Regions from separate parts of the Mus musculus genome. Here region 2 is linked to region 1. A link is a loop called in an ENCODE intact Hi-C map of the cell type or tissue named here. Cell type or tissue: heart. All regions are shown on one strand. Links, peaks and the distances in the headings refer to the core of each region. The heading gives the core; the rest is flanking DNA.

Region 1 (11,021 bases), core at 1,476-9,475:
ATTGAAGCAGGCATGGGGTGCTTATCTTGTTTCCCAAGTGAGCTTAAGTTGATATTGTTTCAACTATTTCAGCATATTTTGACTATGTAGCGCACAAGAAATCACTTTTAAGAAGTGTTGGTACAGTCTTCCAACAGTTCTAAAGGGAATATTTTTATCTATATTCTTTGTATTCTTGCTTTCCTTGTCATTTTTTTCTGTCTGACTTCTTGTAATCATCTTACATTCAGGTAACTTTGATTCTATTGGAAGTATATTCTGACATAATTCCATAGATAAGCCAAATCAAATATGACAATAAATTCTAAAATTATCTGTGTAGTCAAAACTAGCTCTCTTTTCCTTCTTAGCACACAGCTCTCCTCTGCAGTCACATCTCTGGCATGTAATTTATTTCTGTTGTTTCTAGGGTGGAACAGTCTTACCAGAAGGTGATGGCCCTTTGGCACCAGCTACACATTAACACCAAAAGCCTTATCTCCTGGAACTACTTGCGAAAGGACCTTGATACAGTACAGACCTGGAGCTTAGAAAAGGTAATTGGGAAGCTGTTGCCTTTCGCTGATACCTGGTTGTTAAGCTTTGTCAGAAGTAGTTCTTTCATTTCTGAAACTTTTCCCCCAGAACAATGAGGTATGGTTGAGTCCAGGATGCTATTTTAGAATTAGGGACCTGAGACCATTAGCAACTAGCAGTTTGAGAGGTAAAGAAATGGCAGATGAAAGTAAGAGAGTACAATTTTCTCGCTGTGTGGAGAAGGTGCCACTCTTTGTAAGAATACACAGAGTATAGAGTGTGTGACCACTTGTCTACTTTTATTAACTTACATCCAGGCTACAACTAATGGCATACCTCTGCAACCCTAGCCCCTGGAGTTGAGACTCGAGGATTATGAGTTCAAGGCTAACATAGATTATTTAATAAGACTGTGAATGTGGGAAGGACAAGGAACATTGTACAGTGGAGTTTGAGGGATAGTATGGGGTGGGGTTGCTACTAATGTTGTTTAGATTGGAATGTTGATTATATAGATGAATTTGGTTATTGAAAATCAACATGTTTACAGTAATTCACTCATTCATTCAAGACAAAGTCTCACTCCGTTACCCTGGCTGGCCTGGAACTTACTCTGTCTGCTTTTGTCTGTCCTGTGGTGGGATTAAAGATGTGTGCCATTATGCCCAGCAGATTTGTGTATTTTTGAATATATGTTTATCGAGTCAACAGAATCAATAAAAAAAGAGAGAGAGAGAATAAGTGGTATTTTTCTATTCTAAAGAATTGTATTCTGTTGTCTTTAGCTTCGTTCCTTAGCACCAGGAGAGTGCCACCAGGTTATGAAAAACCTCCAGGCCCACTATGAAGACTTTCTACAGGACAGCCATGACTCTGCCCTCTTCTCTGTGGCCGATCGCTTGCGAATAGAGGAGGAGGTGGAAGCTTGTAAAGCCCACTTCCAGCACCTGATGAAATCACTGGAGAATGGTGTGTGCATGAGGCAGAGGGAGAGAGGGAGGGAGGGAGGGAGGGAGGGAGGGAGGGAGGGAGGGAACATGGAAGAAGGAAACCTTTGAAGGGTGCTGACAGACTCCAAACACAGACAATCGTACAAAGATGAATTCTCAAAATCATACTGTGGAATAAGATATTTTGGTTGTTAATGATAATGAAAGATTTTTTTTTAATTTTTATTTTATGTATGTGAGCACATTGTAGCTGTATAGATGGTTGTAAGCCTTCATGTGTTTGTTGGGAATTAAAATTTTTAGGACCTTTGCTCACTCTGGTCAACTCTGGTTGCTCAAGCCTAAAGATTTTTTTATTATTATACCTAAGTACACTGTAGCTGTCTTCAGATGTACCAGAGAGGGTGTCAGATCTCATTACATGTGGTTGTGAGCCACCATGTGGTTGCTGGGATTTGAAGTCAGGACTTCCATCAGTGCTCTTCTCCACTGAGCCATCTCACCAGCCCCCGTCACATTTCTTCAGTACCTTAATGCTAATATGTAATGCAGACACTCGAAGGTCAGGCAGGATATTTCCAAAGTAAGACTTTGCTCTCATCAATGAGATTTCTGATCTGCTGGAGCCAGTGGTACCCTTTGTATTAGCTCTATTGTCTTCAGGTGGAGCTTAGTGACCTGTGCTTGTGTGTTCACAGAGGACAAAGAAGAGACTTTGGCCAAGGTATACATCTCTGAGCTAAAGAATATCCGACTACTCCTGGAGGAGTGTGAGCAGAGACTGCTCAAACAAATTCAGTCTCCAGCCAGCTCCAAGACTGACAGAGATGCCAGGCAGGACATCACATTGAGGATTGCAGAGCAGGAGGTGAGCTGCAGGAGGAAGAGTAACTCCTTTTAGATTGAGTTAGGAAGCAAATGTGTGGCTTCTAAGAAGTAAGGCAATAGGCTTAGGTCAGCCCTGCTCAGGAATTCATCCATCCCTCCAGCCTGTGGAAGTGCCATTTACTATGGAAGAGTAGGATTTAAGCTTCAAATATATAATTGAATTGATTCATTTCTAATTGCAAATAGGACTACTTTCTAACATTTTTCACTGTGTCTCCATCTTTGTTGTGCATTTTGTTCTGATAGCACACACAGGAGGATTTGCAGCATTTGAGATCTGACCTGGATGCTATTTCTATGAAATGCAACGTCTTTCTCCAGCAGTCTCCATCAGGTTCAAGTGCCACAACTCTGCGCTCAGAGCTGAACCTGATGGTAGAGAAGATGGACCATGTCTATGGTCTGTCTACTGTCTATCTGAATAAGTGAGTACCATGTCTATGATCTCTCTACAATCAATCTGAGTAAGCTGAAGTCTTAGATCCAAAGGGTAGTCATTTTCTATTGAGATTGTTCAATGAATGATCAGAAAGACTGCAGCTCTTGAAGAGTAGGTGTCTAGGCTGAGAAATTTTGGCTTTAGTTCCTAAGTAGCATGGAATAAATCTATTTGAACTACAATAACAAATGTCAATGTTATGGGTGAGGAATAAACTTGAATTGTTAGGTCTGTTTCTTATCACATTTTTATTTAATTGGACACCTCCAGAAACAACACTTAAAGATAATAAAGAAAATGGAAAGAGACAAAGAATTAAAACTGTACCACACATTAGTGTTTGAAACTCTTTTCCCTCCTCACCCATCTCTACCTGTAACTTTGAGCAGTGGCAGATCTTAGGTCTTTTGTTTCAAGTAGACTTTTGGTCTCACTCCTTCTTGCTACCACATGTGGCCTATCTCAGTGCCACTTAGAATTTCACTCTGAATTAGCTCAAACCAACAGTATGCATGATCAGGCTTTCTCACTTTTACAAAAGCTTGTCATCATTTAATGTGATAAAAACTGATTTGGGCAATTAAAGTTTGAGCTTAAGTAATCCACATTTTAGAACTCAAGTTCTTGGCATGCTGTGGTCCAGCCTTTGGGAGGGAGAGACAGGTGGATCACAGAGTTTAAAGCTAGCCTGGTCCATTGAGGAAGCTCCAGGATAGCCAGGTCTACGTAGAGAAATCCTGTCTCAGAGGGAAAAAAGTAGAGTGCTAATGAAGGAGTTGATTTTATCCCCGCAGGTTAAAGACAATTGATGTTATAGTCCGTAGCATGCAGGATGCTGAGCTGTTGGTCAAAGGTTATGAGATCAAGCTGAGTCAAGAGGAAGCAGTGCCAGCAGACCTCTCAGCTCTGGAGTCCCATCGGACCACCTTACAGGTTGGTTTTCTAGGTTTTTTTTTTTTTTTTGGTTTTTCGAGACAGGGTTTCTCTGTATACCCTGGCTGTCCTGGAACTCACTTTGTAGACCAGGCTGGCCTTGAACTCAGAAATCCTCCTGCCTCTGCCTGCCGAGTGCTGGGATTAAAGGCATGCGCCACCACGCCCGGCTGGTTCTCTAGTTTTTTGGTTTTTTTTTTTTTTTCTTTTTCCTTTTCTCTCTCTCTTTTTTATTTATTAGGTATTTTCTTCATTTACATTTCCAATGCTATCCCAAAAGTCCCCCATACACCCCCCCTCCCCTACCCACCCACGGTTCTCTAGTTTCTTAAGAGGTTGATGCACAATGGTTTTGGGTTAACAGAGGATTCGGGGTGGGATAATTTGACACTGATTCATGTTTGCACTTAGATTAGGCACAGTGTTATTTTAATGTATTTTAATAATGTGTTAGTAAACGGGGAAGAGAAAAGGCTAAAAGGGAAGAGAAAGGAAGCCTTTCACCTGTCCAATCACGGCGTAATTAAACATACCCAACATTTATATCAAAGAAACATTGTAAAGTACTTTACTGTGACTTCATTGGATTCTCAAGAGCTGCTGTGAGAAGTGAATTTTTGTCTCTTGACAGATGAGAAAGCCAAGACCTAGCCAGCTACATAACTTTGCTTGGTCTCAAAGCTAATATGTAGTAAAGTCAGGTTTCAAACATGAAAACTATCTGCACATTTTCCCATATGGTGTCCCCGATCTCCCAGTGTGCATTAGGAAAGCTGAGTCTGTCCTCAGCAGAGGCCTTTCCTGGGCCTGCTTTCTGGGTCACAGGTAACAGGGTGACTCTATTGTCCTTTTGCTTGCCTTATTTTTCTTTTAGCAAGGAAAATGTTTAACCTGTTTCTTGTGTTTTTCTAGCACTGGCTTAGTGATGTGAAGGACAAGAATTCAGTGTTCTCAGTCCTGGATGAGGAAATCACTAAGGCCAAGAAAGTGGCAGAACAGCTCCGGCACCCAGCATCAGAGCCAAACTTGGATTTGGAGCGCTATCAGGAGAAAGGTTCTCAGCTACAGGAGCGGTGGCACCGTGTCATTGCCCAGCTGGAGACCCGGTAAGGTCAACTATCAACTATTTTTACATTCACATTTAAAAGTAGAAATTCATACAGAGGTGTGTGGAATTTTAAAACAGCATGGATTCTGAACATGGTAAGCCACAGAAAACACTGGAATCATCAATTGTAAGGCATACCTAAAACCCAGCACATATGGTCCACCATTAGGCTACAACCCTAGCCCAAAGCTCGTTTTGAGAACTTGTTTTGGAAGGAAACACAGCTTTGGAAAGGACACACATGAAAATGAAGCAGTAAGGGAGGAAGAGATGCCCATTTAGCCAACTGGATCAGTTAAATCAACCCTACAATCAATAGGGTGATAGGTACCTCAGCCAGATCACCCTTATATCCCAGGCTTGCTTTCAGCTAGCAGGAATACTGTTGGTAGTGCCATCCCTTATCAATTAAGCCATTTATGACAGTGCCCCACCTAGTTTTTGGGATTAATTAGATTCTTGTATGTACTAGACACCTATTCACTTAGTCACATTTCAAGTGATTTGTGTTCTTTTTAATATGGACTTGAATGGTTATATGATGACTCTTTCCTAAGGAGAGAACTTAGGTTTTCGTTCTTGTTTTATTAGGCTTAAATCTAATTTTATCTATTTTTAGAATGCGGCTTTATAGAATTTATGACTTCTTTCACAATTGCTGATTTAGTGGGTTCCAGTCACTTCTGTCATTTTGATGCCTTGCTTATGATGTAAGGTATGACTAGTAGAGACAGAAAATTCTTCTTTCTTAGGCTAAGGAGGGGAGGAAAATATGTAGGCACAGGAGTTTAATCAACTCATATAAGTCTGTATTGTCTCTACTTAAATTACTACCCTAAAGCTAATGAGATTGACAGATATCTAAAGATAGTAACCTCTATCTTTCATCACATCCTGCTACAAGAAATTACAGTCTTTATAAATCATAATCCTGTTACCCTGACAATAGTCTGTAAAGTAAAGATGTAAATGGTAAATTTGACAGGCATTATCTTGAGATGCTCGGCTCCATAGGGTTCCTCAGAGCTCTTAGGATTAGTTTTACTTACTGTTAGGACCCTGGGTACATTCACAGACATCACTCTGCCTTGCATCACTTATCCCCAAGGGAAATCCCGCCCTTCATGGTTGAGCCCACCTGGAGGCCTGAGTGGTTGCTCTCTATTTGTGTTAACATTAGGATTCTTGACAGTGCTTGCATTTGTTCCTCCAGGCAATCTGAGGTAGAAAGTATCCAGGAAGTTCTGAGAGATTACCGAGCCTGCCATGGAACTCTCATCAAGTGGATTGAGGAAACCACTGCCCAGCAGGAAATGATGAAGCCTGGCCAGGCAGAGGATAGTAGAGTGCTGTCAGAGCAGCTTAGTCAGCAGACGGTGAGTATGTCTGCAGAACAAGGGACAAAATAGACACTAGCTCATCTTAAGATGGCAATACTGCAGCAATTAAACCTCTTCCAAATGAGCAGACATCTAGGTCCCCTCTGTTGTTTGTGATTTTGAAAAAGATACTGATTTTACATTTAGGCCAGAGAGAGACCCATTAGGTCATCTAATCCTGATTTTCTATGGCTATTTATTGAAACTATTAAACATCTCCATTTTATTTCTTGATATTATATTTTATTACACTAGAACTGGACTATAGGGGCTTGAAAAACTATGAGTGGAAGAAAATGATTTAAAGCATTTTTAGTTGGTGTTTTACTTTAATACCATGTCATTAAGTACATGAGGTCTGACTTTAATTGTCTTGATTACAGGCCTGGCTTATATACTACTTACTAGCTAGAAAACATTGAAGAAATTAACCACCTTTCAGTATTCTACTTCCTTATCCTTAAAATAGCACAGTTTATTATTCCTTTAAACTGCCTGATGAAGTCATTGCTAAAACTACATGAGGCTCTACATGTAAAATATTAAAGGAATGTAGTTCTCAAAGTGTAGCTCCAAGACCAGCAGCATCAGTATCACCTTAACCATGGTAGAAATCTAGGTTCCTGGGCCCAACTCAAAACCTGTAGGACTAGCCCTTCAGTCTGTGACTTACTTAACTAGTCTTTTTGACTGTGATGATTCTAAGGTTTGAGATTCACTACCTTAAAATATAGTAAGTTCTCACTGCTGAGTGATGGTAGTCAATGATAATGTTGTGATACTTTGGTTTCTAGGAACTCTTTGCTGAAATTGAGAGAAATCAGACAAAGTTGGACCAATGTCAAAAATTTTCCCAGCAGTACTCCACTATTGTGAAGGTAATTGTACCATATCCCAGAAAGAATAAATGATCTCCAGCTTAGGAAGGCTACATTATCACTGTAAGTCCTTCTCTGCACAGATTATGAGAGCTCTGCCAGAGCCCCCACCCCTTAGAGGCTGTCTCTGAGCCAGGAATGACATCATTACCTGAGATGTTACTTGAAATGCCCTCAACCTATTAAATCTGGTTCCACATTTTCCTAAGGTCCCCCTAGATGAATTCTACACGTATTGATGTTTGAGAAACTGGGCCTATATCCTTGAAAGATTTTGATCATATAGGAACAAGGTGATCATATTTGTTTCTTAGAAACGGTATCAGGAGCCAGGCAGTGGTAATGCAGGTCTTTAATCCCAGCACTCAGGAGGCAGAGGCAGGCAGATCTCTGAATTTGAGGCCAGACTGGTTTATAAAGAGAGTCCCAGGATGACCAAGGGTACACAGAGAAACCTTGTCTTTAGGGGGAAAGATATAAGGAGCATGAGAGTAGAAGTAGTAAGATAAATAAGTGAATAAGGGACTGTTTAAATGAAGAGAGTTTGGAAGGTGGGGAGCAAAGCACTCTGCAGGTTACAGGAGAAGCACAGGATATGAAGTAAAATGAGGAAAGGATTTGAAAACAGTTTCTAATCTGTACTGATTTAGGAAAATCCACTTTCCCTATTTGAACTTCAGTTTCTCCAAGAGTGAGATCAAAGAATTAGACATCAAATCACAGATTAAAAACTCAGAATTCAGCAAGGTATGATGCACAGGCTGAGTCTAGGCCACACATTCTCTTTTGTATGGCCATTGAAAAAATTTAAAAGAATCACATTAGCCAGGCGTGGTAGCCCACGCCTTTAATCCCAGCACTCGGGAGGCAGAGGCAGGCGGATTTCTGAGTTCGAGGCCAGCCTGGGCTACAGAGTGAGTTCCAGGACAGCCATGGCTACACAGAGAACCCCTGTCTCAAAAGAAAAAACAAGTTCTTATAATTAAAAAAGCACACTGGTGATGCAGAGACTGCACCAAGCCTAATGACCTATAGCCAGGGCTATTCAGAGAAACCCTGTCTCGAGAAACAAAACAAAACAAAACAAAAGAATCATATTTTATGATACTTTTTTTTAATAAAAGAATAAGAACTGGGCAGTGGGCAGTGTTCATTTGACCAAAACCTTGCCTAGTATCATATAAGACTGAACTTAGCAATGCACAACTCTGATGCTAGCATTTGGAAGGGTTAGACAGGAGGTTAGACAGGAGGATCAAGGTCTGGTTTTTTTTGTTTTTTTTTTTTCTACACTGGAAGTTTGAGACCACCCTAGGCTACATAAGGCCCTGGCCAATAAATACATAGATAAGTGTAAGTAAAGTTATTTTATAAATAGTCACACTCATTTATGAGACAGAATCAATATTTCTGACAGGTAGGATGGCCCAATATTTGCCAACCTGTAGTCTAAACAAACACTAAATGAAGTCCAGCAAGAAAATACTAAGTTTTTGTTGTGTGATATGTTAGCTATGATCTTAAGTAAAGGAAGTCAAATTTCTCTTGTCCTAGGACTATGAGTTGCAGCTTATGACATATAAAGCCTTCGTGGAGTCACAGCAGAAATCTCCAGGCAAGCGCCGCCGCATGATTTCCTCTTCAGATGCCATCACACAGGAGGTGAGTGGATGGGAGGAAACCATGTCTTCTGAGGGGAAGTGGGGGGAGTGGCTGTGCAAGGTGGGTTGGGAAGAGAGGAGGGTCTGTGATTGGGATGTGAAGTGAATAAATAAATAAATTAATGGAGAAGAAAAAGAAAACCTCTCATTTCTCTTATCTTTCTGTTTTCTTCCTTATTCAACTGTTGAATTTTACTTTTCTGGATAATAACTTATCTAAATTGTTCTTTTGAACTATAGTTCATGGACTTAAGGACTCGATACACAGCTTTGGTGACATTAACAACTCAGCATGTAAAATATATCAGTGATGCTCTCCGGCGGTTGGAAGAGGAAGAGGTGAGAATAGTTGGGTCCCCATCCTTTTGAAAAAATGATTAAAAATACTGTGCCTCACCAGGCATGATGGAGTATCCCTTTAATCCCAGCACTTGGGAGGCAGAAGCAGGTGTAGGCCAGCCTGATCTACAGGGCAATTCCAGGACAGCCAGGACTACACGGAGAAACCCTGTCTTGATAAACCACCAACAACAAAATGCTATGCCTCAAGCAGAGGGCGTAGCTCACTAGTATTGCTTGTAGCTAACATGTACCAAGTCTTCAAGTTGATCTATTAATACATACTAGAATTCCCATGCCTCATCTTTTAAAAGATAAATAAAATTCATGCAGACATTTTTTTTATAGTGACCATGTTCTAGAAAGTTTGGTTGTTGGTTCTTTAAACCAGTGTTCCTAGAGGAAATAGTTACTTTCTACAAGCCCCAGGTCACATACACAGCCTGGTTTATGTGTATTTTTGTTTAAAGGCACTTTATTTAATGTGTATTATTGTTTCTTGGAAGCACTATAACTTTCTTTCTGCAACATGTTTATCAAAGATGTAAGATTTGTCTCCTCCTAATTTATGCCCATCATTGTGGCAGCTGCAGAAAGCTGTGTGATTGATCACATTTTCATCTACACAATAGGAAACATGGAGAATGCAAAGTGAGGAGAGGCTATAAACTCTCAAGCTCTCCCCCAGTGACTCACTACTCCAACAAGGCTCCACTTGCTAAAGATGGTATATCCTGTCCAAACAACACCTAGTAACAGCGACTGAGTGCTCAAATGCCTATGAGGATATTTTTCATTCAAACCACCATGTAATAGAACCTCAGATAATGGCAGAGGCACCAGGCAACTAGTTTCTTAATGTTCACTGCATCATTTTTGAATAACCTTTGGAGTTTCAAATAAATTTTAGTGGGTGAAATTTTCCAAATATACAAATATGCCTGTCACTTCCACCTTTAAATATTTTCATTAGAGAAAGAGATATGTCTCAGTCACTTTTCTGTTGTTAGGGTATGATACCATGACCAAGTGAGCTTATAGAAAAGTTTATTTGGGGGCTGGTGAGATGGCTCAGTGGGTAAGAGTACCCGACTGCTCTTCCAAAGGTCCAGTGTTCAAGTCCCAGCAACCACATGGTGGCTCACGACCATCCGTAACAAGATCTGACGCCCTCTTCTGGTGTGTCTAAAGACAGCTACAGTGTACTTACATATAATAAATCAATAAATCTTTAAAAAAAAAAAAAAGAAAAGTTTATTTGGGGCCAGCAGTTTCAGATGGTTAATGTCTGTGATCACCAATGGAGAAAGCATGGCAGCAGGTGGGCAGGCATGACACTGGAACAGGAGCTGAGAGTTCATCTGGATCTATGAACAGGAAGAAGAGCACATACTGTTGAAATTACAAGTCTTTTGACACCTCAAATCCTTTCTCACTGAGCCTTCTCCCCCAGCAAAGCCACACCTTCCAGTCCTTCCCCATCCCATCAATTGGGGACCAAGTAATCAAAACATGAGTCTATGGATGCACTCTCATTCAAACCACCGCATAGGATAAGCAGAAATCTTCAGTAAGGCATAATTTGTTGGAGAAAAATATTAGAAACCTCCATAGTGTGTACAGTAAAATGCCATGACATTATTAAAAATAATGTAATAGATTTAAGTGAATTAGCATAGAAAGTGATTTATATTATATTAATATATTATACTAGATATAATGATTCCAGTAAGAACTATGTATCAACAAAGGTACAACACTGCATACAAACAATTTTAGAAGTGTGTTTATGTGTGAACGTCTCAGAGATAGACTCTAGTGTATATAATATACATTCCCATTCCCGTTTTGGTCCTATGTAGTAAGTATGCAATCTTTTTGTAATTACAAAAATACTTGCAAGCAAAGTTTTCGAATACTCATACATAGA
Region 2 (11,021 bases), core at 1,984-9,983, 110 kb after region 1:
TAGTACTGTTCCTTTATTCCTTTATTTATTTTTAATGAAGGGAACTGACTTCTACAAGTTCACCTCTGATTTCCTTTTGTTGTTGTTTGACTTATTTATTTATTTATTTATTTATTTATTTATTTAATGTATGGGAGTACACTGTAGCTGTCTTCAAACACCAAAAGAGGGCATCAGATCCCATTACAGATGGTTGTGAGCTACCATGTGGTTGCCAGGAACTGAACTCAGGACCTTTGGAAGAGCAGCCAGTGCTCTCAACTGCCAAGCAATCTCTCTGGCTCTCCCATACTTCTTTAAGTGAAAGGTGTAAACTGGACATAGCAGCAAAGTCAGAGTGATTGAGTTACCAAGTGATTGCTATTCTCAATCTACCCTGCTTGCTGACTCAGTCTAAAGTGTAGACATACTAAAGTATGTAAATTATAATGTGATAAAGAGATTACTTAAAGACTGGCATGACCTTCTTAGTGATTGGACCTCTGATCTGGTTTGGAAAATTAAGTGAATTACATAGCTGGAGCGGAAAACTTCCCATAAAAAAGGAGAAGCCAGGACTTGCTGATTCTAACAACTCCGTTTGTTCTTCTCAAAGTTATTACCTCTAATCAAAGTGTCTAAATAACTGGTGTAAACGTGCTAGCTGTTTTTGATTTGTTATGACCTAGGAAACCTCACTCTTGGCCTCACTTCTTTTTGTTTGTTTGTTTGTTTGTGTTTGTTTGTTTGTTTTGGGGGTGTTTTTGTTGTTCTTGTTGTTGTTTTGGTTTTTTGGGGTTTTTTTGTTTTTTGTTTTTTTGGTTTTTTGAGACAGGGTTTCTCTGTGTAGCCCTGGCTGTCCTGGAACTCACTTTATAGATCAGGCTGGCCTCGAACTCAGAAATCTGCCTGCCTCTGGCCTCCCGAGTTGGCCTTACTTCTAATGTTTTTGTTGACTATTGCTTGTTCTCTTCACTCACTATATTTTAATTCTTATTTCTTCCCATAGCAACTAAGGGAATCCATTGCTGAACACAAACCTCATATTGATAAGATACTAAAAATAGGTCCACAACTAAAGGAGCTAAACCCTGAGGAAGGGAAAATGGTTGAAGAAAAATACCAGAAAGCAGAAAACATGTATGCCCAAATAAAAGATGAGGTGCGCCAGCGTGCCCTGGCTCTGGATGAGGCTGTGTCCCAGTCTGCTCAGGTAAGTGTGACTGTGTCGGGACACTCAACTGTGCACTAGCCTAAGCAGAGGTTCTCTGTTGATGATCCATCATCTGTAGAGCAGAAAACTGTCTGCTTGCATTATTCCCAGTATCGGTGCACTGACGCTGGGTGAGAGGTGAAGTACAGCCTGCCTGGGATGTGTAGTTGTTTATTGATGGTTTCTCTGAGAAATTCATGCTACGATGACTCTTTAGCATCTTAATTAATTTGAGGATAAATTAATTTTGTAGATCCCAAACCAGTAATTACCTTAACAAAAGACAGGTTCCAACTGGGCCTGTTAATGGTAAGATTTAGAATGGTAGCACATTAACGTGAGTAGCCAACTTCAAGTTTAGAAAAAAATATGCATCCAAAGGGAGAAGTACACCAAAGAGAAGGGAATCCCCCAGTGGCAGACCTTACAGCACGGAACTGCACCCTTCTCAACTAATACATTGCTGTTGGTGGCACGTGTGTCGTGTCTGGGTGTTTTACTCCTGTGTTGAGTCAGTATTCTTGGTCAATACTTGTACTTACTCGAGTTTCCCACTCCCGTCCCATCTCACCCCATTGTGGAATGTGTTCCTTTGTGTTGTTGCCGCCTGCTCCTGTCTTCCTCACACCGCCTCATCCCATTGTTGTGTTGACTGCGCCCACCATTGCAGATCACAGAGGTAAGGTGCCCACTCACTCCTATGGGAGCCCATTTCTCAGAGAGCTGAGAGCTGAGGGCATTGCTAGAAGAATGCTTCCCTTACCTTTTGTGGAAGTTCATTGTGTCCATCTTGTTTGGGGTGGAATATAGACGTTAAAGAGAGATGGAAATGGTTTTGTTAAAGAAATTTGTTTTTCTTGTAGGGCACTTAACATTATTGAGACTTGCTCAATATTAAATCCAGAATTGGTTTAGATGTTTTTCTTTTTCTTTTTTTTTTTTTCAAAAACTCCTCTGTGCTGTTCTCACTTTCCAATTCTATATCAAATTATAAATTAAAATTTTATAGGTTTATTCATTTTAGTACCAGGAAGGTGTGAAGGTTTGATTGGCCTTCCTTCTTACCTTTCAGCATGGCCCTTTTCTTTGTCTCACACTGTGGGTTGTTAGACAGCACACCACAAAGTTCCCATTCATGTACACAGAAGCCAAGGGCATCTAACTTTGTCAAGTCTGTCGCATGCAACTGTCATCTCAGCTGCTGAGTGCTGACTCCTACCAGTTTCATAGTCCTGTCACTTTCTTGTCAGATTAGTTGGAGTTGGAGAAGTATTGTGACAATACTAACCATTTTTGTTTGATTTTTGGTATATTACTTAGTATTTTTTGACTTACAAAATAAATACTGCCCTTTCCCCCTTCTGATGGGCTAGCTCTATTATCTAAATCTAAAACAGTTTTTTTTAGAGAAAACTAATACTGAACAGCCATTGTGCTAGGCTGAACACAGGCTATCCTAAACAGTAGGTCACCTTATGCCCTCACATGCCCTTCAATATGATGAAGTATTCTATGATGACTAACGAGTCAACCTTGTTTAGTTTCATGATAAAATTGAACCCATGTTGGAGACCCTGGAGAACCTGTCCTCTCGCCTGCGAATGCCTCCCCTGATTCCTGCTGAAGTCGACAAGATCAGAGAGTGCATCAGTGACAATAAAAGTGCCACCGTGGAGCTGGAGAAACTGCAGCCGTCCTTTGAAGCCCTGAAGCGGCGGGGAGAGGAACTCATTGGAAGATCGCAGGGAGCAGACAAGGATCTGGCTGCAAAAGGTACTCGGTGGATCTAATTATTATTATTTTCTTTTTAAGAAAGATAATAGAATGAACTAGAGGCTGTAGCTACCCAGAGTCACTTCTCAAGTAATGAGTATTCCAAAAGTCTGTGGAATTCATTTAGAATTCAGAACACATTTCCCTATTGAAATAAGGTTACAATTGGAAGCTCGATTCCCATGCCAGGAAACAAATGTTCCTTTTTAACCCCTAATGTGAGTATCACAGTATCAATAGTGGGCAGAACATAACCACCTTTTGTAACACTTTCCATGGGAAATTTACAGAAAGTGCAGTGAGAACACTGGAAGGAAGCCTTTCCATCTCAGCCCTTTTGTTTTGATCTTACTGGATATTTTGTGTGGTGTTTTCAGATTGCTTCTGTGGATCCTTTATGAGGGAGAGCAACATAAGTAGAAAAAAACCTAGAGTAGAGATCCCTGCTGAAGTGCAGAGGAGAGGTGATAGTAGTAAAGCCACACTGAACTATAAATAATGTCAGGGTTACATGGGATTTCAGGGAGAAATTAGATTTTGAACTTAGAGAGCTTCTGTTCACATCTCTTCTTTGCTCCTTCAGAAATCCAGGACAAGCTGGATCAAATGGTGTTCTTCTGGGAGGACATCAAAGCACGGTCTGAAGAGCGAGAAATTAAATTCCTTGATGTCCTTGAATTAGCGGAGAAGTTCTGGTATGACATGGCAGCTCTCCTGACCACCATCAAAGACACCCAGGATATTGTTCATGACTTAGAAAGCCCTGGTATTGACCCATCCATCATCAAGCAACAGGTTGAAGCTGCTGAGGTAACAAAAACACAAAACATCATCTCATATGTATGTCCTTTAACAAAATACTGTATCCACGTTGTGAGGGTATGCATGTGATTGTATGTGTGGTGGCGTAGTGGTGATGATCATGTTTTGTTTTGTTTCCATGGTTTTCTTGCAGTGTCGAGGATTGAACCTGAGGTTTCTTGCGTGCTAAGCCCCGAACCCTTGAGTTACATTGTGTTCGCTGCCAAGCCAAACTCAATGTTTTGAAAACTTTGTTTTGTTTTGTTTTGTTTTTTTAGGTCTTTTTGTTTTTTGAGACAGGGTTTCTCTGTATAACCCTGGCTGTCCTGGAACTCACTTTGTAGACCAGGCTGGCCTCGAATTCAGAAATCCGCCTGCCTCTGCTCCTGGGATTAAAGGCATGTGCCACCACACCCGGCTCTTTGTTTTGTTTTTAATGTGAGACCTTTTTCTGCTTTCAAAAAGGAGATAGAGAGTAGAAAATTTAAAATTCTGAATTTATCATCCAGGGATAGCAAGTTACTTAAACACATCTTTTTCTAGACTTTCTGGGCAGTCTAATTATCACTAGACAGACTTCACATGATTTCCATTTGGCATAAGCAATACCTGGTCTCACCATCTTCTTTTAGAAACTCTGTCCTCCTTTATTCCTCTCTGTTGGTGTGTGACCCCGGTTTACGTATAAGATTATGTAGCCCAGCTATGACACTGACATTTGTGACTTGTATTGTGTTGTTTCTTATATTTCTTCATGGAGCCAGTAGGGGCTGAGAAATTATCAAAACTCATTATACATCCAAATTTATCTTCTTCTTGCCATCTTTGACATCACTACATGCTCATATCTTATGTATATAATCCTTTTTTTTTTTCTGGGAGACTAGGTTTCTCAGTGTAGCCCTGGTTGTCTGGAGCTTACTCTGTAGACCTGGCTGGCCTTGAACTCACAGAGATCCACTTGTCTCTGCCTCCCAAGTGCTGGGTGTGCACTGCCATGCCCAGCGCCAATACATTTTACTTTGTGTGTCTGTTGACTGCTTGTGAGTATGAGGCTGCACTCTCTGGATAAGCAGTATCTTAAAAAGTAAAAATCGTTTTGTGATTCTGGAGGTTTTGCTTAGTGCTTGCTCTTGATTGTGGGTGGGGCGTTCTGTGCTGCACTTGCAAAGCTTGAGAAGCTCTGCTTTGCGCTCTGTTTTGACTCATTGTCTGCTCCTTTCCATGTAGACTATTAAGGAGGAGACAGATGGTCTGCATGAGGAGTTGGAGTTCATTAGAATCCTTGGAGCAGATTTGATTTTTGCCTGTGGAGAAACCGAGAAGCCTGAAGTGAAGAAGAGCATTGATGAGGTGTGGGGCGTGGGCGGGGCTCAGATGAGAAGTAGCACAGCAGCCCAGGGAGGTATTACTAGCAGAATTTGATTCAAATGTTTTTCCCATAGATGAATAATGCTTGGGAGAACTTAAATAAAACGTGGAAAGAAAGGCTGGAAAAACTCGAGGATGCCATGCAGGCTGCTGTGCAGTATCAGGACACTCTCCAGGTGAGAGGCTGGGAGATGCTCACAAAAGAAGTACAAGTGCTGCTCTCTCTTGTCATCTTCTAATAGTAGTGGTTCACCCTCTTTACTGCAGTGTTGGGAAACCTAAGACAGTCTTGCTTTCACATTTCTGGCCTACATTTCCCACTTCTATTGAGAAAGTGTTGATATAAAATACATCCAAGTTTCACTTACTACTGCCATTTTTATTGTCATTGCCTGCTTGTCATAGTTGTACCCATTCAGCTGCTCAGTGAAGCTGGCCTAATTGTGTAAGTCACTGCTTGCTTGTGGACCAAAACCCACACAATCATGAAGCCCAACACTGATAAGGAGATGTTCCTTCTCTTCTAACGTCATGGTTTTCTTTTTATGTATTTGTGTTTTTATTTCAGGCTATGTTTGACTGGCTAGATAACACTGTGATCAAGCTCTGCACCATGCCCCCAGTGGGCACAGACCTCAACACTGTCAAAGATCAGTTAAATGAGATGAAGGTCTGTACCCAGGAAAGGCTTTGAAAAGAGAGTTCCTTATTTTTAATAATGAAGACGTCAATTAATGTTAGCATTAAATAAATCTTTTATAGGAGTTCAAAGTAGAAGTTTACCAACAGCAAATTGAGATGGAAAAACTCAATCACCAGGGTGAATTGATGTTAAAAAAAGCTACCGATGAAACTGACAGAGATATTATACGAGAACCACTGACAGAACTCAAGCACCTCTGGGAGAATCTGGGTGAGAAGATTGCCCATAGACAGGTAAGGCTAGAGTAGGTAACATGGGTTGGTGAGCTACCCTCTGCCCGCTCTGATTTCCTAACAAATGGTCTTTGTCTTGTCCTGAGCAGCATAAGCTAGAAGGTGCTCTCTTGGCCCTGGGCCAGTTCCAACATGCCTTAGAGGAACTAATGAGCTGGCTAACACACACTGAAGAGCTGCTGGATGCTCAAAGACCGATAAGTGGAGACCCAAAAGTCATTGAAGTTGAGCTTGCAAAGCACCATGTAAGTGTTTTCATTCCTACCTAACTTTGCCAGTTTGAGACCAGTTACTGCCACCAGAAGCTTAATATCATATGGACCTTAAGGAGCTAGGTTCAATGACATCAAAAGAGATAAATTATGTCATTCAACATTTCTTTAGGTTCTAAAAAATGATGTTTTGGCTCATCAAGCCACGGTGGCAACAGTCAACAAAGCCGGCAGTGAACTCCTGGAGTCTAGCGCTGGAGATGACGCTAGCAGCCTGAGAAGCCGCCTGGAGACCATGAACCAGTGCTGGGAATCGGTGCTGCAGAAGACAGAGGAGAGGGAGCAACAGCTGCAGTCCACGCTGCAGCAGGTACGCACGGGGGAGGGGCGGTCACGGGAGGGAAAGGAGGCCATCTGGGGTTGAACCCCTTTTGAAAAGAGCAGCTTTTGATGGCAGGTATTTCAGGATTGTTTGCAGTTCAGGTTGGTTACTATTCAGTTAGTCACACTGACCAACTTGTTTTGAGATTCAGGTGTTTCCTATAGCAAGTCAGGCTTCTCCCCAGATTGCAGTAGGCATCTATTGTGTTATAGGGAGATCTGAAGGATCTTGCTAAACTCTAGCCATAAGCAAGCAGATAGTCCCTGTCCAGAGATAAAACTAACTACTCTGCCTGAGACCAGCTTCAGAATCCTCCCAGTGTGTTCAGATCATTCCAAAAGTTTGCCTTTACAGCTGATTGCTTACTGATACTGCTGATATGTCTTTTTTTCAAAAGGCCCAGGGTTTCCACAGTGAAATTGAAGATTTCCTCTTAGAACTCAATAGAATGGAGAACCAACTTTCTGCATCTAAACCTACAGGAGGACTTCCTGAGACTGCTAGAGAACAGCTTGATACACATATGGTAACAGTTTCTTCAAATGGCACAAAAGCATTCAGTAGCCTCTCTGAGAGACTTATATCCTGGGAGTCTGCGATGTTAGTTAGTTAGTTAGTTAGTTAGTTAGTTAGTTCAGCTCTTCTACAGACTTCAGTCCAGACTTGGGCAGCAATAGAAAGGAAAGAGTCAGCTAGAAAGGCGCTGGTGAGCTGGTAACTTCAGTCTGTCTGTCCATTTGGTGGGTACCAGAATGTTGACTAGAAGTGAGATCATCACCAATATGTTTGTATTCGGTAAGAGTTTAGAGAAATCTGAAAGGTGCTGACAGGATTTTAAGAGAGCCTACAAACAACAAAAGCAACATTATTTCTAGGCAAATCCTTAAAAAAAAAAAAGGACAAATACATTATTACAGACTGTTTTTGAGGTCTTTCGGATCCTTAAAATTTTTTTTATTTTCTTGGTGAGTTGATTGTCTTCCTATTAAGGAAGAATTCTGGGTTTAATTTACTAACAGCTCATACTTGGAACTGAAGCTAAAAGGGACTTATATAAAGACAAGGCCTTTCTGGACCTTTCCAGACTGTACTAGTGAAATATGTGTGTATGGGGTCTTTCAGGAAATAGATATTATTGATATATTTTGCTACCTTCTTTTGTAGGAACTACATTCCCAGCTGAGAGCCAAGGAAGAGATTTACAATCAGTTGCTTGACAAGGGCAGGCTTATGCTCCTCAGCCGTGGTGACTCTGGGTCTGGCTCAAAAACAGAGCAGAGTGTAGCGCTCTTGGAACAGAAGTGGCATGCGGTCAGCAGTAAGGTGGAAGAGAGAAAGGTACCGCTGCAGAGCACTGTCTGAGCAGTGTGTTCAGTGACCTGTGACATCACTGTCTTCATTTTTGTAGATGGGTGTGTTGTGATATGTCAGAGAACTTATCTCATAATGGACTTTATATTAATCTATCTGACAGTAATCTTTAGTTTGTGTTCCTACTTACAAAGTTTTGCTGGAGTTTATAACATTGAATTAAGAAGATGGGGACAGGGCAATGTAAGAAATGTGACCAGCAATTTTCTTTTAAGGAATTTTACTGAAGATCAGAAGAAAAGTAAATTATGAGCTCTTCCCACTAGTTCTCAGAAATTGGATTTTCTTCTTTATAAGAGCAAAAGAGGGGATATGAACTCAAGGTTTTTTGTTTTTTGTTTTGTTTTTTTTTTTTTTTTCAAAAAAGTTGGGGTTTGTTTGATTTTTTTTTTTTCTTTTTTTTTTTTTTAAATGGCTACAGAGTCTCATTCTCTTCTTTGACAATCAGGTCAAGTATAAAATCTGCAAATAAACTCATTGGGCATGTCCCCTCAATCAGTAGTGAGCTAGGTGTTAGTAGGAAGAGTAAACAAGTAGACCAGTCGTTTGGAATGGTTGGTCAGAACACAAACAAGTTCCCATGTACTGAGGGACATTTTTAGAGAAACACTATTTGTAAAGTTGTCCTGGTGTGGGCTTCTGTGCTCTTGTATTATGGAGACTAGCCAAAAGGAACTGAATATAAGCCTGTGTTCTGTTTTTTGTTCTCTGGCCTGTAAAAGGCAGAGCAAAATTAATGAGAGAAACTGAGGCAGAATCTAACTCAATCAAGGATTTTGAGAATCTCAAATTTAAGGGCAGTACGGGCTGTAAAGCAAGAAAAAATAGAATTCAGTATTAGTTTCTAAACAGGTTTGAAAGCTTTGACTTTAGTATCCACCTGATTGATATATTGTTTATATCATCTTTTTTTTTTTGATGCTAGAGACTGAACCTAGGGCCTAAAGCATTCTAACACTATATATTGTATGTCTTTAGAATATTCATTATAAAATGTCTTTAGAATATTCATCATAAAATAGCCTGAAAGGATGAAAAAGAAAATATCTGTAATCTAATCAACTAAATTAGTAGCAGTTTCAGTTTTTAGTGTATAAAGAACAGAAGAGTATTTTTAATATACTCATTTTACTCATTCTTTGAATATATTCATTTTTAATATATTCTGGATGTAATCATTTTTTTTTAATCATTTTACTTTACTTGCCTAGAGATGGCCACAGATGTCTACTAAGAAGCTAGGGCAAGAAATCCCGTACAGTAGAGCTTGTGGACTGGGAATGTGCTAATGGAAACAAGCACTTGCCGTGAACGTGCCATTATTTTCTGCCATTCAGAATTGTGCCTTTTCCTTTTTTATTTACTCAGTTCTTGTCCAGGTGGTTTAGCTTCAGACCCTTAACATTTAGAACTCCTGAATCTTTTGTATTTGAGGTTTATTAAGTGTTTAGTGGTTTATTAAGTGAGTCTTCTTGCCTCATTCAATCTGGTATACATCTCATGCCTTTGTTGTCAAAGATGGAATTTCTGAACTTGGTGCTTTTTCTGTGTGTTTTATTTTAAATTCAGTCAAAGCTTGAAGAGGCCCTCAGCCTGGCAACAGAATTCCAGAATTCCTTGCAAGAATTTATCAACTGGCTTACTCTAGCAGAGCAGAGTTTAAACATCGCCTCTCCTCCCAGCCTGATTTTGAACACTGTTCTTTCCCAGATAGAAGAGCACAAGGTAATTGTGCCTTAAGATGATGTTACCTTCCCTTTAAAAAGATTCATTCAAAGGAGTGTTCCTTCACCTGTTTGTGTCTAAGAAGAGTACTGTGTTCCCCACAGGTTTTTGCTAATGAAGTAAATGATCATCGAGACCAGATCATTGAACTGGATCAAACAGGGAACCAGTTGAAGTTCCTTAGTCAGAAACAGGATGTTGTCTTGATCAAGAATTTGTTGGTTAGTGTGCAGTCTCGGTGGGAGAAGGTTGTGCAGCGGTCTATTGAAAGGGGTCGGTCACTGGATGACGCCAGGAAGCGGGCAAAGCAAGTAAGTTATAAATGAGGCACAACTTGGTGGGCAGCCTTGAGTCCCGAACCTCTGAAGTGATGCTCAGAGGTGAGCTGTATAGCTCACACACTGTTTCCTGTTACAATGTATATCATACTTGATTTTAGTTCCATGAAGCTTGGAAAAAACTGATTGACTGGCTAGAAGACGCAGAGAGTCATCTGGACTCAGAACTGGAGATTTCCAATGACCCAGACAAAATCAAACTTCAGCTTTCTAAACATAAGGTAAAATAGAGTTAATTGCTGTGAGATCCTAAGCTTAGTATTCACCAAAGTTTGCTATTTGCTGAAAATGGAAACCAGAGCCTGTTAAAAAAACAGTTGATACATGTTAAATTATCAAGAAGGGACTAGGAATGTAAATAATTTGGTAACAGTCCCTTTTCTTTTCTTATTGGGTATTTTCTTTAATTACATTTCAAATGTTATCCCCTTTCCCAGTCTTGCCCCCTCTTCCCCCCAAACCCCTATCCCATCCCCTCTCTTGGCAACAGTCCTTGCCTGGCATGAACAAGGCTCTCGTTTGACTCCCTAGCACCTCATGAACTGGCTATGGTGGCATGTGTGTGTAATACCAAGAAGCGAAAGATCAGAAATTCAAGACCAATCTAGAATATGTGAGACTTTGTCTCCAAAAAAAAAAAAAAAAAAAAATCAAGATGAAAGCCAAGCATGGTGGCAAATTGTAGCACTTTTACAAAAGCTAGACAAGTGTCCCACCTCTTCTGTAACCAACCCCAGGGATCCATGGGTGCTTAGATAACATGACATCCATATTTTCATGTAATATCTAAGCAAACTGCTTACATGATTAACTATCCAAAAGTATGGCGTTTTAGAAATTGCCATGTGCCATTGTATGTGGTATAGACAAAACTTATAAATTTCTTTTAAGGGAAAGCTATTGTTAATTTTAGTTTAGTT

The links. Hi-C counts contacts between places; a loop is a spot of excess contacts. Peaks named below come from ENCODE experiments on the same cell type or tissue, not always from the same donor. Only the 100,000 strongest peaks of a DNase experiment are listed, where the experiment ranks them.
Region 2: it touches region 1 in a loop (2.1-fold over the local background); 16 of 42 quality-filtered maps call a loop at or near these places.

What each region holds. Positions count from the first base shown.
Region 1 is chr4:123,484,399-123,495,419 of GRCm38, reverse strand. Macf1 (microtubule-actin crosslinking factor 1) reads left to right here. Exons shown (of 98, transcript NM_001199136.1): 23 at 410-536; 24 at 1,302-1,485; 25 at 2,165-2,334; 26 at 2,601-2,779; 27 at 3,588-3,726; 28 at 4,639-4,832; 29 at 6,048-6,210; 30 at 7,008-7,091; 31 at 8,646-8,753; 32 at 8,993-9,091. Among named protein-coding and RNA genes, the nearest start is that of Gm31156, 62 kb to the left of the region's middle. In heart, for the core only: no CTCF peak of the experiment used is centred there; a DNase peak (open chromatin) is centred at 6,129.
Region 2 is chr4:123,377,399-123,388,419 of GRCm38, reverse strand. It overlaps Macf1 (microtubule-actin crosslinking factor 1), which reads left to right. Exons shown (of 98, transcript NM_001199136.1): 68 at 989-1,192; 69 at 2,734-2,965; 70 at 3,549-3,775; 71 at 4,997-5,119; 72 at 5,212-5,313; 73 at 5,706-5,807; 74 at 5,900-6,073; 75 at 6,163-6,318; 76 at 6,458-6,655; 77 at 7,065-7,193; 78 at 7,832-8,005; 79 at 9,608-9,763; 80 at 9,868-10,074; 81 at 10,203-10,322. Among named protein-coding and RNA genes, the nearest start is that of D830031N03Rik, 29 kb to the left of the region's middle. In heart, for the core only: no CTCF peak of the experiment used is centred there; no DNase peak of the experiment used is centred there.